Linked DNA regions of Mus musculus: region 2 is linked to region 1. A link is a contact called in ENCODE Hi-C or POLR2A ChIA-PET data. All regions are on one chromosome and are shown on one strand. Each heading gives the region's core, a stretch centred on a gene start or an enhancer-like site at or near the end of the contact. The rest is flanking DNA. Distances are from core to core; before and after follow the strand shown. Region 1 holds the start of Errfi1 (ERBB receptor feedback inhibitor 1). Region 2 overlaps Park7 (Parkinson disease (autosomal recessive, early onset) 7).

The links. A loop is a pair of places that touch in the nucleus more often than their neighbours do. ChIA-PET counts read pairs that join two places held with the same protein, here RNA polymerase II (POLR2A).
Region 2: a map of heart shows a loop between it and region 1 (3-fold over the local background). The contact joins the enhancer-like site here to the promoter of Errfi1 in region 1. A Hi-C loop is called at or near these places in 14 of 37 maps with a recorded cell type or tissue (T-helper 17 cell, adrenal gland, gastrocnemius and 2 more). POLR2A ChIA-PET finds 5 or more read pairs at or near these places in 4 of 5 experiments (Patski and embryonic stem cell).

Annotation. Positions count from the first base shown.
Region 1 is chr4:150,852,559-150,856,760 of GRCm38, forward strand. Errfi1 (ERBB receptor feedback inhibitor 1) reads left to right here and starts at 2,512. Exons shown (of 4, transcript NM_133753.2): 1 at 2,512-2,713. It overlaps 1700045H11Rik (RIKEN cDNA 1700045H11 gene), which reads right to left and starts at 2,391. Exons shown (of 4, transcript NR_040649.1): 1 at 2,268-2,391; 2 at 13-101.
Region 2 is chr4:150,900,068-150,904,269 of GRCm38, forward strand. It overlaps Park7 (Parkinson disease (autosomal recessive, early onset) 7), which reads right to left. Exons shown (of 7, transcript NM_020569.3): 5 at 3,748-3,817; 6 at 941-1,027. Among named protein-coding and RNA genes, the nearest start is that of Park7, 7.8 kb to the right of the region's middle. Within about 2 kb of position 1,769, at least 1 of the 3 ENCODE cell types and tissues checked has a DNase peak (open chromatin) inside an H3K27ac peak, as active enhancers do; it is heart, where a contact is called at or near this core.

The DNA.
Region 1 (4,202 bases), core at 1,262-3,761:
ATGATGATTTACCAAAACATGAGCACATCCTCCAGCTCCCAAGTGCAGAAGGAGGATCTTGTTGGTCTTCTTTCTCTACAGAGGGGTGTATCCCGCGGTTGCTGTGGAGATTATCACTGTTTTGTGAATAGGGGAATATAAAAGCATGCTAATAAGGCTAGAGCACACATTACAACTGCATTGTGGCAACTGGAAATCAGAGTAACTAGGGCTCTTCTCCGATGAAACTGGACCTCACTGAATTCCCATATAGTAAATGCTCTACTGTGAGGGCTTGTTCTGAGGGAGATCTTACACACACACACACACACACACACACATACAAACAAGCATATACACATATACATACATGCACATACACACACATATATGCACATACAAATAGGCACATACACATTACATACATGGAGGGAAGGACACACATGCACATACATACATGCACACACACACACACACGGAGGGAGGACACATAGACACACACACGGAGGGGAGGACACACACACACACACAAGGAGGGACAGGGAGGCTATTTACATAGCATACAGATAAAACAGGAATAGCAAAGGTGGGGGGCAAGAGGATTTTCTGTGACTTTCAACAAAACCGAGTCAAGCTGGCCGTGTTGACTTCATGCCTGTAAATCTCAATACACTGGAGCCCAAAGGATGACCAAGCTTGAGGTTAACCTGAGCTGTGTAGAGTGAGTTGTAGGCCCGCTTGGGCTACAGAGTAAAACTGTCTTAAAACCCACCAAAACTTAAACAAGTAAATAATAAATGTTAATAAATAGTAAATAATAAATAGACAATGTGGCAATGACCAATTTCCATAAGATTAAAATACTACTAAGAGAATGGCCATAAGAAAAGATGGGAGAATTGAATTGCTAGGAGCGTGGGTGTGGAAGCAACCCAGCAGCCCCTACAGGCCAGTAGGGACCATCAGAAAGAGGGGAGGAACCTTCTAACATCCTGGTAGCCTGCCGCTGAGAGTGGGCAAAGCAAGACTTTAGAGTTTTCTTTTCTTTTTAAAAATCCAGTGCATCAGGCCTTGAGTTTAAAGTTAAGGCCTTTGAGTTCAATTAAAAAAAAAAATCAAGTCAATACTGGAAGAAGCAACTTGGTTCGTGGGGCACAAAGTTAATAGTTAACCAGATAATGAGGCCAGCACCTCATTCCATATGTTAAACTGGCTCAATTAGGTGGTGCTAAGCCTATAACTATCAGGCATTCTTGCTGCAGTGCAGGAAGGGCTCTGTGTGCGGACCACAGAGGTCAGCCATAGGTCTGCGCTCTCTACTCTGTGGAGTGCCATTAAGAGGAATTTGTACTAGTCCAAACTGGAGGGCTTCTGTCTGTTTGCCTTTTTTCTTGAACTACTCTGGTTTATCATTGTATTATTTATTTTACGGTTAAACTATAAACCTAAGTTGCATCACCGGATTTCTGCCCCACGAACCCTCCTCCCTGTAGACTTGATGGCGTTTTGTCCTTGGGCATCAGCGGCCACCCTGGGGCCAAAAGACATGGAGAACAGCACTTTGACAGGTAAGCCAAGAGGGCTGGGGGCAGGTTTGGGGGAGGTGCCCGGGATCAGCCTAGCCTTGCTGGAGGCCAAGCCAAGTACAGAGGAGCCTGGAGTGAGGCCTCCCTGATCCTGCCCACACAGCATGGCCCACTGCCCAGTCCCCTTTGTCCTTCACCTTTCTGCGCTGCCCCTCACCTTTCCATTCTGTCCCTTCCTTTCCCACACCGTCCCTTAACTACCTAGATCAATTAGTGAGGTTCTCTATAAGTCCCGCAGTGCCTCACACTGCTCCTCACTGCCCCTCCATCCCTTATTGTCCTTAGCCAGACACTCCCTGCCCCTTCCTGTCTTCAGACGCATTTTGTCCCTTACTGCCCCTCAGTCCGCTGCCCTCTTTCCCAGAGACCACTTTCTTCATGGTCATCCATCCCTGGTTGTAGCGCCCTTCATCTCTCTCGCATCATCACAGCAGTCCCTCGTTGTTCCTCACCGTCCCCCTCCGTTCTTCATCACTCTCCTCGCCATCCCTCGACCATCCCTCGATATACATACATACATACATACATACATACATACATACATACATACATACATACATACACACACACACACATATATACACCTCGGGGTGCCCCTCTCCTCTCCAATCCCCATTTTCTCCCGCTCCCTGAGTTTCTTGGATCCAAGTGCATCTCAGCGTCACTTCCCTCCCCGGGGATGGAAACAGGGCCGCTCACAACCTTCTAAGGAAAACTCGGTGTCCTTAGGCTAGGCAGCTCGCACAGAGGCGGCCCAAATAGAAACGTCCCCTCAGGAGACGAGGCTGCTAGCGCCGCCCGGCGGGCCCCACGCAAACTCTTCGGTAGCGGCATCGCCCCTTTAAGCGTCCGCCCGCCCGGATTGGCTGCGTGAAGGAGGCGGGGCTGCGGGCGTTGACGTCACGTTGTCGCTCACCGTATAAATACGGGCGTCGGCTGCGCCGGCGTCGGCGGCCGAGTGCGAGGCGCGGAGCGTGAGCTGTGCGAGCGAGCGAGCGCGAGCATAGCCTGCGAGCGAGCAGAGAGAAAGAGCGAGGGCAAGAGAGCGGCGAGGCGCCTGCGCGATGCTCGGGCCCCTAAGCCCGCGGCGCTGAGCCAGCCGGGACGGACATGCGCGGGAGGGCGCCGCGGGGTCCCGCTCCCTTGGGGTAAGGGGCCTGGCGGGCGTCGGGAGACGTGGGGCCGGGGCGCGGAGGGCGGGCGGACGGGCGGTGGGCTGGAGCCGGAGCCTCCGGCACTCCGCTTCCCGGGATGGGCCGGGGTGCGTGAGGAGCGGCGGGCCGCGGGCGCCCTCGGCTTCTCGCCGGGGCCATGCACCGGCGCGCACACGACACGTCTCCACAGCCTGGGGCTCCGGAGCGGCGGCTCCACGGTCTTCCCGGTGCAGCTGCGGCCCAGGGATGCGGTGGAACTGCTGCGGCCCCCTCCATCTTCCCTCTCACCCCGCGCACCCGTCGGTCCGGCCCGGAAAGCTTCTGCGAGAAGCTGTCGCGGGTGGGCTCGGAGATTGCTAGTCCCTGGTTGGTACCAGTCTTGAGTCTCGGTGAGACTCGGCGACGAAGGTCATTCCCCTTTAAAAAAAAATATTTGTTTTAATTCATCCGAGTTGTTCCGTGGCCTTTTCCTCTCCAGAAACATGATTCTTTGCCTTAAATGACTTATATATTAAAGGAGTGAAAATGCAGACAGAACTGTTCAAACGCCAAGGCTCCTTGGCAGTATCCTGTTTTTATACGTATATCCTATCTTTGTTCAAATTAATCGTGATTGGTGGTGCTGGATGGGTGCTTCCTCAGTCTTTATTAGGATTTCATCATTGCTTGAAAGAAACCAGTCTCCTACCTGATAAAAATGTGAATAGATTGTTAGTCATAAACTTAAGTGTAGTAAGAATAGAGACTGTAGCTTTAAAAGAGATGTGACGGGAGGTACACCTGTAGCACAGGTAGGGCAGGACTGGTTTCCAGGCAACTGTCAGGGGTGAAGAAAGGTGAGGTATAAATTGCCTTTTTTTTTTTTTTCATCCTGGAAAAAAAAAGAAAAAAGAAAAGTTCTACAGTTTTACACTTCCTTAAGTCTATACAGGTATAGTGAATATGCATCTATTAAGACTGGGACATTTTTGAGTTCACTGTGGTGGCTCTTGCCTTTAAATTTTTTTTTTTCTTGAAACATGGAGATTTTAAGAGAGATTTTACCAAAATAGAGACCAAAGATAATCTAAATACCTTTATCAGTAAAAGAGCAAATTTTGTAAGGAATAAGCTGGTTTCGTACTAACCTGTCAACTCTGGCGGATATTATCAGGTTTGAGAGGAAATACATGAAGATGTTTAAAAAGGCTGGGCACTCTGTCATGGCCTTCACTCCCTCTCCTGTGCACTGGTGGACATTTGCTGATCAGTGGTAAAAATCTCAAACTGTAAATCTGTATCTTGGCAAATAAATCAGATGGTAAACTCCTTAAGGGCTGGAAAATGCCCTGAACAGCTCTTATTTTACACAGCCTTGAATATAGTTCATGTTGATTAAATACATGCAGGAAAGCATGGTTTACATTTTAAGGCTTAACAGGATTGGTCCAAGAACTGATAAGGTTTGGAAAGAAAATCTGTTGTTCCTTGTTAATAGCTGCTA
Region 2 (4,202 bases), core at 519-3,018, 47 kb after region 1:
CCCGGGTTCCATTCCCAGCACTCGCGCCAGACAGCTCACCACTGCCTGTAACTCGGCTCACAGGGGACAGAACATCCTCTCCTGGCTTCTGTGCACACCTCCTCATGCACACACATAACTGAAAATTAAATAGCAACTTAAGGAAGTTTCTCGACAGCATGGGTTCACATAGGCAAAGAAGCAGAAACCAACCACAGCCCACACCCAGGAGCCAAAGAAACAAGCAAGACACAGGAAATCCAACTAGCAGTGAAGTCAACCTGCCAAAGCTAAAAAGGTAATGACGAGGTTGAGGTGAGAAGGTGCAGCCTCATATGGCACACACCTGCACGCCCATTTAGGCTGAGGCAGGAGGATGGCTTCAGTCCAGGTCAAAGCTACCTGTGCAACACAGTGAGGGCCCATCTCAAACACAAAAGCAGGCTGCAGAATGGCCTAACTAGATCTGAATAACAAACTACCTGGAAAGGCTACAGCGGAGCTTTAGAGTCACAGAGGACACGTCACGGGCCTTACTGACAAGCGCAAGGAGGAAAGCGCAAGGGGAGGGGCATCCAGCCTCGCGTCAGCCCTCCTACCCTGTCTGCTCACTTCACCAGAAAGAGAAATTGCTTTCAGAGGGTTAATAAAACTCAAATGCCTAGCTGATAGGAAGGAAACGCATCACCAAGCAAGCTGGCCGCCCACTGAAGACATTGCCAAAGGTCTGCAGCACTGTGCACTGTGGGCAAAAGGCATTTGCTGAAACTGCTGTCACGGATTCGGTAAAAACACTACCTAAACTAGCACTTCACAACCCTCCCCGCTGTCGAGTCAGGGTTCTGGTGGCCAGGCTGAGGCTGGGCTGGCGCCGCTGAGAAGTGCGTGCAGAGCCAGGAGCCCTCCACTTGGCTAGGATTCTGTCATATAGGGAAGCACAGGGAGGGAGGGATATACTCACTGCCATTCATCATTTTGTCCTTAGCCAGTGGGTGTGTTGTGACCTTGCATCCAAAACCTACTTCGTGAGCCAACAGAGCCGTAGGACCTAGGAAGAAGATGTATATATACAGATGAGAGGGGAGAGAGAACCTGTGCTGTAAAACAGAAATACAGCGTGTGAGGTGGCGCACGCCTGACCCCAGCCCTTAGGAGGCAGAGGCAGGCAGATCTCTGTGAGTTCCAGGCCAGCTTGGTCTACAGAGTCAGTTCCAGAGCGTGTCCCAGGTCAGTGAGGACTACAAAGAGGGCTCTGCCCCAGAAAAACAAAGACAAAACAAAGAGTTTACCAGAAGTATTCTTCTAAAGCAAACACCCGAGTCTGAACAGTCACGGCTCTAAATCCCACTGCTTAAACACAACAGAGGCGCATCCTCCCGCCATGAGCCCCGTGAGCACCGGGCAAGGTGTGCACGGCCGCCTTCCTGTCATAGTAAGTGACTAACTAATGTGGTCAAAGGCCTGATTTGAAAATGAAGACAAAACAACTTACCACTGCCATTATCTGAGCCTCTAAAGAAGGCCATGCCCAGCCGGGCGTGGTGGCACACGCCTTTAATCCCAGCACTCGGGAGGCAGAGGCAGAGGCAAAGGCAAAGGCAGAGGCAGGCGGGTTTCTGAGTTCGAGGCTAGTCTGGTCTACAGAGTGAGTTCCACGACAGTCAGGGCTACACAGAGAAACCCTGTCTCGAAAAATCAAAACAAAACAAAACAAACAAAAAGAAGGCCATGCCAAGAGTTAGCTCTGGGAACCGGCAGCAAGCTCAAGGCAGCAGACCCCACCCTTTCCTACAGCGCCACCTGGTGGACACTTGAAGAACACCCCACCAACTACAAGTCCTTGGGTGTCCTGGTTCCTGGTAAGTCCTTCCACTCCCTGCTTCTGGCCACCTACAAGCTTCACTGCAAGCTTCCTTCTCTCCCCTCAGGAAAGCCTCCCTGCGATGACTTTCTTCTGGACTCAGCAGCACCGAGGGTGATGCTAACAACGGAGCTCCTGACTGTAACATCACGGTCACTCTTGACTGCTGATTGAAGACAGGCTTCATTACAGAGCTCCACTCCCTGCCTGGGCCACCCCAGTTTTCTGTTTATCATCCCGAGACCGTGACACAGGACAGTCTGCTAGTAATGTTTCTTTTTTTAACAGTGACTTGGTTCGGAGGAGGGCCAGGCCCTCAGGTCTGACTGAGCGCAAGTGAGCGAGCCAGCTGCTGCTGTTCCAGTCAGCGACTCGGAACACGATGACACTGCAGTTTACCTTCAGCCAAGTCTAAGAACAAACCCAGGCAAACCCTAGGGAGGCCGGTCTCCCAGGTCAGCGAAGGACACCAGCCCCCTGATGACTTCGTACCCACCGTCAGGACAGTCCAGGTTACAGGGATTGCAAGACCACCAACCAACAGAAATCCCTGGGCCTCGGCACGGCAGGAAGTCAGAGCTGTGGGAGCCTAAGACGGGATGCCCAGGGCAATGCGTAGGTGCTCCCAGTGGCTCTCTAATGTGCTCTCAAGCATGCAATCGTGGCATCCCATGATGCCCACAACCTCTGTCACTTCAGGGAGTTAGAATGGCTTTGTATGTCGGTTTTGAATGGAGCTTCTCACATGCTAGGCACATACAGCTCAGTTATGCTTGGTCCTAAACTGGGAACTTTTAGAGCTTTTTCCACATGTTTTCCCTCCATTCTTTCCTTCAGTGGAGAGAGGCTCTCTTACGTAGCTAAGGATGGTCTTGAACTCACAGCAGCCCTGCCTCTCCCTCAGCACGGCAGTTACAGCCTGGTCTCCCAGACAACCCAAATGTGATTTTTTGTTTTGTTTTGTTTTGAATTTAACTTAATTTTATATGCATTGGCACAAGGGTGTCAGATCCTCTGGAACCGGAGTTACTGACAGTTGTGAGCCACCATGTAGTTGCTGGGAATTGAACCCGGATCCTTTGGAAGAGCAGTCAGTGCTCTTAATTGCAGAGCCATCTCTCCAGCTCCCAGGAAGGATCTTAAAACAGGGGAGGAGCACACAGCCTTTGCCCGAAGGATGGCGCTTGTCAGTCTGATGTCATTTCAGTAAGACAGCAGCCACAGATGTCTCTACAGTATCTGCTTTGTCCCCTGGGGGAGGCAAGGGCACCAGAGCTAAGATAGAGTCCCTTGGTCCCCAAACAAAACCATCCACTCCTCAGTCACTGATTCACCTGTTCTGTGACACACTTAAAAGGCATCTGATGAGGAAGACGCCGGATGCCAGACCGTCACCTGAGAGGAAAGCCACATCAAGGATTTGAAATGGGCCAGGAAGCAAACTGTTATAGTCTCAAGGCTCAGGATATGTACGAGAGAGCTCATCTGAAGCCATGGGTTTCAAGAGCACCCAAGCCAAGACTCAGCACGCACCCAGGCAGGCGAGGCCGGGGGAAATGTGTGGCGTTTGTGCCGGTCAGATTCTTGCTGACTCTCCTGGCAGGCCTAACTGCTGGCACAGAGATGCGCCGGAACAAGCTGTTTGCTGGATTCCAGAAGCCTGATTTTTCCCTGAGGTCAACCAAACAGGGCAAACACTGAGTTTCACAGATTAGCGACCTAGGGCAGACAGAGACAGAAAGCTCAACAATTGGGCTCAGTGCTGCCATGACACGAGTTCATGCCACCCAAACCAAACAGCCAGTGTGGGCGCCTTTTGGCTTCCTGAAGGCAAGCTGTGTGCAGTCAAGCTCCCAGAGACAGGCCAGCCCCTCGCCAGCTACAGCTCCACACCCGCACTTACTCACCTGCACAGATGGCAGCTATGAGGCCCTTCCTGCTCTCCTGCTCCTTGAGGATCTCCTTCACCATAGGCGACTAGAGAGAGAACCCAAGCACCCAGTCACCATCGAGACACGGTCTCTCACGGGAAAGCTGGGACCCTCACTCCCAGCTTAACTCGCTTCTAGCTGTTTCCCAGAAAGCGCTCTAACCCGGAAGTACAAAAGTGGCCAGGTTCCTAACATGTCTGTGCTCTCAAGCCCGGCCAATGGCACTCACCCCAAGGGAAAGGCCCACCACAGTGACGACAGGAAGGAAAAAGCAATGTCACCAAGGCACGTAACCCTGTCCTGTGCTCTAGGAGAGGCAGAAGCGAGGGGACACGGGGTTCAGCAGCTACAGATGGCAGAGACCCCAGAAGGAACAGCCCACTCCCTACTCCTGCCTCCTTTCCTGCATGACTCTTCACATAGAGCTGGAA